Regions from separate parts of the Homo sapiens genome. Here regions 1 and 2 are each linked to region 3. A link is an interaction called in ENCODE POLR2A ChIA-PET data of the cell type or tissue named here. Cell type or tissue: MCF 10A. All regions are shown on one strand.

Region 1 (2,500 bases), 200 kb after region 3:
ATTGGCTTTTTTTAACTCAGCATAATTCCTGGAGATTCATGTATATATCAATATTTAATTGTTTTTTAGTTCTGAGTAATATTTTGTGGTATGTACTACAGTTCGTTTATTCACTCATTGAAGGATAAGTGGGTCATTTCCAGTTTTTTGGCTATTATCATTAAAGCTGCTATGAATATTTGTTTTGTGTGTGTGTGTAAGATGGAGTCTCGCTCTGTTGCACAGGCTAGAGTGCTGTAGCATGATCATGGTTCACTGCAATCTTCGCCTCCCGGGTTCAAGTGATTCTTGTGCCTCAGCCCCCCGAGTAGCTGGAATTACCGGTGCCCACCACCATGCCTGGGTAATTTTGGTATTTTTAGTAGAGACGGGGTTTTGCCATGTTGGCCAGGTTGTTCTCCAACTCCTGACCTCAGGTGATCCGCCTGCCTTGGCCTCCCAAATTGCTGAAATTACAGGCCTGAGCCACTGCGCCTGGCCTGCTATGAATATTTGAGCACAGGCTTTTATATGAACATAGATTTTGTGTCTCTGGAATATATGTCAAAGAGTACAACTGATGGGTCATGTGGGAGTTGCATGTTTAGTTTTATATGAAAGTGCCAAACTGTTTTCAAGAATGGTTGGACCATTTTAAGTTTCCATCAGCAATTATGAGTTATCTAGTTTCTCTACATCCTTGTCTGCATTTAATGTTGTCACTATTTTTATTTTAGCCATTCTGATAGTAACTGTAGTGATTTCTCATCGAAGTTGAAATCTACATTATTTTCCTGATGGCTAATGATGTCGGAGACCTTTTCATGTGCTTATTTGCCATCTGCATGTCTTCTATGAAAATATCTGTTCACGTTTTTTAAATCAATTTTCTAACTGAATTATTCGATTTTTTTTTAATTTTTTTTTTTATTTTTTAAGACAGAGTCTTGCTCTGTTGCATAGGCTGGAGTGCTGTGGCGTGATCTCTGCTCAGTACAACCTCCACCTCCGGGGTTCAAGTGATTCTGCTGGCTCAGTCTCCTGAGTAGCTGGGACTACAGGCACGTGCCACCACACCCAGCTAATCTGTTGGATTTTTAGTAGAGATGGGGTTTCACTGTGTTAGCCAATGGTCTCAATCTCCTGACCTCGTGATCTGCCCGCCTCGGCCTCCCAAAGTGCTGGGATTACAGGCGTGAGCCACCGTGCCTGGCCTATTTGATTTTTTAATTTTTGAGTTTTGACTGTTCTTTATATATTCCAGATAGTAGTTTTTTGTTGGATTTGTGGTTTGTGAATATTTTCTGTAGCTTGTCTTTTCATCTTCTTAATAGGATCTTTTGGAGAGCAAAGTTTTAATTTTGAGAGATCCAATATATCAATATTTCCTTTTATGGGTTGTGCTATCGCAATCAAGTAAAAGAACTCTTTGCCTAGCTCTAGATCTTAACATTTTTCCCTTATTTTTTTCTAAGAGTTTTATAGCTTACGTTTTACACTTAAGTCCATGGTCACATATTTTTAAGTAGGTGTTTAGATCCTGCTTGACATGTCTCATGTCTGAAATAAGCCTTAGCATGTGGAATTCTTTCTGTCCTCATTTTTTCCCTCAAGCATCTACTGAGTGCCAACTATGGCTCAAGTCACTGATACCAAATCATGTGTACAATTCCTCATTAGATAAATATTTCAGACTTTGCAATGAGTCAATTGAGTGATGTACTTCAGGGCGTGGCCTTTGGAACCCAACTAGCTTGGTCAAACCTGGTGCCACCTCTCAGCAGCTTTGTGATCTTTAGCAAGTTACTTAATACCTCTGAAACTCAATGTTTCACATCATTCACATCTCGATGAAAATAATAATACCTACATCACAGGATTGTTGTGAGAAGTAAATGAAACATTATGTGTAAAATGCTTAGCACACTGCCTAGCACATACATAGAAAACATTCAATAATTTTTAGTCCTCCTCCTTCCCATCCCCCCATGCAAAGATTTTTCTGGATACCTTCCCCAACTCATCATCTGCTTCCCCAGAGTCTCCAATTCTTTCTCTCTACTTCTGGTCTTAATTATTCTACTTCTTTTATTAAACAACATTCTCAACAGACTTTGGCATTTGATAGGATTTCCTATCTCCAATTTGTTTGTGGTATTCTTATATGTGTCAAACTATCTTTGTTTCCTGTATGTGTTATGTATCTCACCAACGACATATCTCCTCAAGGGCATGCCATGGCCCTAGTCTTCCATAGAGTCCAGCTCTATGTTGGGCAAGTGGCCCCTAATACACTGACAGTGGAGAATCTAAATTAAAACATTTTGTAGAAATGTTTTTGTAGAAAGCAATTTTTCAACTTCTGTGGAAAGCAATTCAGCAAAATGAATCCAAAACATTGAATACTTTGACCTAGTAATTTACCTTTTTCAGAATCCATCCTAAGAATGGTCAGATACTTGAATAAAAAAATTTATATATGGCTGGGTGCGGTGGCTCACGCCTGTAATCTCAGCACTTT
Region 2 (2,500 bases), 210 kb before region 3:
ATAGCAAACATGGAGCATGGTACTATTGTGGTGACTTTGTACTGACTCATCATCATCAATAAAATAACTTACTTCGTGAGGAACTCTGCACATATTTCCTAACATCTAGTTCTGTTCTAGGGGTTATCTTAAACTTGGGACCAACTTTCTAATTTTTTATCTCTCAGGGTGAAATGCATCCCTTTCTTCTTTATCCCATGCATAGGTAAACATTACCCATAGTCATGTTCTAGCTTTTAGAAAAAAAAAAAATTCTAGTCTGAATTTTCTCTCCCATTCTTTAACAGTATCTTTGTTTTCTGGCTTTTGCTCCGATATTCCACAATTCACTCTTGTCTCTGCTTCTGACCTTTACTGGTGCTGCCTCAAGACTCAGCTTCCATTAAATGAGATCATTTGTTCTATATTTAACTGAATATTAAAAAGACAATGGGCCTAGGAGGAGAACAAAACTTTGCCCTAATATCGGAGAAGCTGAGCACAAATATGGTGCTCAGGTGGAGGGGTAGGGGATGATGCCAGAATGGAAGATCGGAATCAGATTGCAAAAAGTCCCCTATGTCACATTGAGAAGTTTCAATTTTAAGTTTAAAACAACAAGAAATTCATAGAAAACATATATATGTGTATTCACATGAGATCAGATCTCTTGTTTAAAGAGGTTCAGTTCGTAGTTCAACAGAAATGTTTGATAAGCACCAATTTTGTGTCAGGGTCTATGGTAGGTGCTTAGGATACAAAGATGGGTAAAACATGCTCTTACTCTCAAGGAGGAGATGGAACTACAACATGACAAATAATAGTACAGGAGGAGTCAAGATTAATTTCTCAGTCTTTATGCTAACAGAAGTTTTTAGGCAGAAGAAGGACAATGTTTAAAAGTTAAATAAAAATAGCTCTGCTGGCTGGGCACAGTGGCTCACACCTGTAACCTCAGCATTTTGGGAGGCCAAGGCGGGAAGATCACATGAGCCCAGGAATTTGAGACCAGCCTGGGCAACATAGTGAGACCCTATCCTTATATTATTAAAATGATAATTTTTAAAAAAGTTCTGTTGTCAGTGTGGAGGGTAAACTAGACAGTAGAAACAGGGAAAGTGTTGAATGTAAATTTCCATTCAGTGTTAGTTGTCTTCATTATAATAATGATTATCGTCAACTTTTGTCCTTTTCACATGTGAAATCACACTTTGGGGACTCTTACCTAATACATTTCTTTCTAAAATTTAGTAACTGGCACCCATTTGGACAGATAAAACACAATGATGGTACCAAGACAGCAAGACAGTTGGTGAAGGCCAGATTTGCTTTACATACCAAGAGTTCTTGCCTGTTTCCAAATGTTTTGGGTGGATGTAGTTTCTTTGGAAATTGTCCAGCTAAGGCTTCTTATGAATAAAAAATGTTGCTCTAATTAAAATCATTCAGGCCCAAGTTACATTTTTCCAATAATTCACTTGTGATTTATAATTGGAGATATATACAATATCAAATTACCTAAGTGGGGAGGGGGAGGGAGGAAAAGAAAACTAAGCTCTGTTGTAAGAATCAGTTCAGAATATTGCTGACTTCATAAACGAAACCACTCAGGCTTTCTCCCAGGCAGCAGTTGATATATTTATAGCCTTGTAATTTGGTTACTTATCACTTAGCTTATAAGTGAGTCACCCATGAAATACATGCACAGAGACCAAACGTGCTAATTACAAAGGTAGAGTGTAGATGGGAGGGCCCTGTTAGGACCCCTGTTTAATAGCAGTGGCAAACTGTTGGGAAAGGATCATTTATCATGAAATGACATGAAGGCTCAAATGGCAGAGCTTTCGAGTCTGGCTTTAAAGAGCTATTCAGCTTTGCTCCTGTCAAGTGGGACTCCTTGTCTCATCATCACTGCCTTCCAGTTTGATATGCTGTGTTTGTTTCACGGAGGGGTGATGGGCGGGCAGCAGGGAGGGAGAGCGGTGGGAAGGATGGTAAGGGAGGCTCAGGGCAGGGAATAGCTGAGCTATTTGAGAGGAAGTGTTTGTGTTAACTTACTTTTTACTTCAGAAGTGACATTCTGACAGAGCTGTCAGAAATTACATTTATTTATTTTAAAATTTCCACATTATTTTTTTCCTGAAATGATTTCCCATTCCAGACTCTACCTGGTGAAATCTTGTTCATCTCTCAAAACTCATTTCAAAACCGACTTCCTCCATGGGAACTCAAAGGCCTTAAATTTTCTTTCAAGCATATCCTAGCATATTAAATTTAAATGGAAGGTGCTACTTTTAGGTGTAAGAAAAATTTCAAGTTATCAGCCAACACATTGTCCTATATCAAACAAAGGTATATTTAAGCTTATTTCATCAATTATTTCCAAAGCTTTCTTTTGTGACTAAAATTGTGGCTTCACCTAGCATTAAGAAGAATGAATTAGGCGGGGCATAGTGGCTCACGCCTGTAATCCCAGCACTTTGGGAGGCCGAAGTGGGTGGATCACCTGAGGTCAGGAGTT
Region 3 (2,500 bases):
CTTAAAAAATAGTTATTTTTCTTTTTCTGGAAAATCTTACTAGTAATCTCTTTAGGTTGCATCCCCTACTATTCCATCTGAACACACTGGCTTTCCACATGTTGCAGGATTGGGACAGCCTGGCAGTGACCCAGGAACACAAAGGGGCAAGTAAAGTGGGGTGCAATTTCATTACTGACCACTCTTCTCTAGGGGCCACTGCACACTTACCCTCCTCTGTGCTGCAGTTTGCAGAGCCTGAGGTCCAAGCAAAAGAAGCATTGTCTCACAGCTGTAAAGCATGAATTGTGTTTGTGGATTGCATTGCCCTGCTTCTTGCTCGTGCTTGTTCTTGTTTTCCTGGCACAAGTGCCTTTGCTCCTAGAATGGCCGCTTATCTCGGCTGACTGCTATTTGCTAACAATGGGCTCACTGGGTTGTTTTGAAAAGTCACATGAAGTTTATAATTCTGTCTGATGCTACCTTGGACTTATGTGTGCTAAATAAGCCTCAAACACCAAAACTGCCTTAAAACCTAAACTAAGCTCAACGAATGACTTCTTCTCAGGTATGCAGGCACCGGAAGGAACCCATACACCCTGCCCAGCTAATTCTACACCTCTTGTCTGTGTTGCTCTTCCACAGTACTGCTAGTTAGACCTTGCACTCTTCTCCATCTTGAGGCATTTGGTTCCCTCTACTTGCCCAGTGGCGCTCAGAATTTCTTGTGGAGCAGCTCAGGTGGTGAGGGAGGGAGGCACGGACACTGCCCCCCATGTCTCTGCAGGACGGTGGGGAACTGAGGGGTCCCTGACCAGCTGCCTCTCACGGCTTGATGTGTCACCTGATGGCTTCTCCCCTGGCTCGCACTGTGGGCCCACACTGTTTGCCAATCTGCCTTTCTTCCTGCCGGTGCTTTTGCTGGGGGAGAACCACAACCATCTCCAGTGCTGTTTTACAGCCTCCCACCACTCCACAGAGCCTCTGAAGAGCATACCTGAAGCCTTGATTCTGTCCACCTGATTCCCCTGAAGCTCACCAAAAAGGGAGCTGCTTGTTTATCCTGCTGTCAGCCATTTCCCATCAACGTCTGGCCCAGCGAGCTGTGTTGGGGCCAGCACTGCTTTAGTACCAATAGTCTGGCCCTCTTCCAGGTACTCATTGCTAGCGAATTCATCTTGCTCTTGAATGCGAAGTATGAGTCAGAGGTAATGCTGATGAAACCTCCGGCAGGTCAGGACAACAAGGGCAGACCCAAGCCACGGGGGGTGAGGTGGGGGGAGAGTGGGCCAGAACTCTGCTCTGCAGAGCTGTGGTTTGTCCTGAAGTCTGGTGCTGTGTTAGTGCAAACAACATCAAATGCAATTCAATTACAACTGTGTACTCATCACTGGGCCGGGCTGTCAGAGGCACAGAAGTATACGTTAGTTTCTGTAGGAGTTATGGCCAGCAGCCCAGCTTCTTAACTGGATTTAGTTTGAAAATAAATGCCTCACTGGACAGTGACACTTCTCAACTCTTTCAGGGAAGAAAATTTTTGCTTCTGGTAGGCTGATGTGTGACTTTAATAATCTTATCATTAGTCCTGAGTCGGGGGCTTGTCATTCAAAGTTGTCTTTCATCTTTTGTGTATGTTGTTTTCAGACAGTGGCAGCTGAAGAATGACTGTATCAGGGACATTCAATGATGCCCATATTTTGAGAGGTTAAATTTCCTAGAAACCAGCTTCTAGTCTTTGTGTGTCCTGGCTTGTGCTCTTTAAAGAGACTGAAAAAAGCATGTTCTACAAAATCCTGTCTTGCTCCATGGTAATGAGGTCAGACAGACCTCCCCAGGAGCCTGACTGGAGCTACTATACAACTGTGGGGTGGCCTTGGAAACTTGGAGACATTTGGGGCGTGCTGAGTCACTGCTGCAGCTCAGGCCCAGGGCTCCTGTCACCACTTTGGGGAGCTGGTGGTACAATAGAGATATCACTGTGGTGGGGCCTGGAATGAGGGCCTGTCATGGGACAGGGCACTGTAAAGAGAACAGTAAGTAGTTTTTAGTTATTTCTTATTAGAAGGAATTTCCTAATGGAAAATGCTCCTCCATTAATAGGATTTTCTCTGTACAGAAATTTATTGCTTATGACTATTGGGGTCAATTCCCATTGGCATCTGAGAGCTGGAAAATGACAGCTGTCATCACAAGTTTTCTGAGAAAAAAGTATGTTTTTTTCCTATGTTGGTCAGAAGCCAACCAATTCATTGCCAACCAATAAAGGTACAGCCAAAGGGAAAAAGAATTATTAAGAGTTTTAATTGCCCCTGAAATTCCAGATAGAAAATTTTACATTCAGTTACACCTGATGTAGCAGAAAACTCCAAGGGACTATCTAAGTTCTTTGGCCAAACCAGATTTGGTTTATTTAACATTGTCTAGAATGGATCATTGGCTGGGACTTGTACATATGTTTGTTATATGGGGATTTTCTCAGTTAAACTCAGATGGAAACTAAGACGAAACATATATATATGTG

The links. ChIA-PET counts read pairs that join two places held together with the same protein. Peaks named below come from ENCODE experiments on the same cell type or tissue, not always from the same donor. Only the 100,000 strongest peaks of a DNase experiment are listed, where the experiment ranks them.
Region 1: POLR2A ChIA-PET joins it to region 3 with 6 read pairs; 3 of 35 experiments call an interaction of 5 or more read pairs at or near these places.
Region 2: POLR2A ChIA-PET joins it to region 3 with 5 read pairs; 2 of 35 experiments call an interaction of 5 or more read pairs at or near these places.

Annotation. Positions count from the first base shown.
Region 1 is chr4:128,795,467-128,797,966 of GRCh38, forward strand. No RefSeq gene overlaps it. Among named protein-coding and RNA genes, the nearest start is that of JADE1, 13 kb to the right of the region's middle. In MCF 10A, no CTCF peak of the experiment used is centred here; no DNase peak of the experiment used is centred here.
Region 2 is chr4:128,391,712-128,394,211 of GRCh38, forward strand. No RefSeq gene overlaps it. Among named protein-coding and RNA genes, the nearest start is that of LINC02615, 35 kb to the right of the region's middle. RefSeq lists an enhancer at 1,503-1,672 and a cis regulatory region at 1,588. In MCF 10A, no CTCF peak of the experiment used is centred here; no DNase peak of the experiment used is centred here.
Region 3 is chr4:128,600,337-128,602,836 of GRCh38, forward strand. No RefSeq gene overlaps it. Among named protein-coding and RNA genes, the nearest start is that of LINC03140, 31 kb to the left of the region's middle. In MCF 10A, no CTCF peak of the experiment used is centred here; a DNase peak (open chromatin) is centred at 1,175.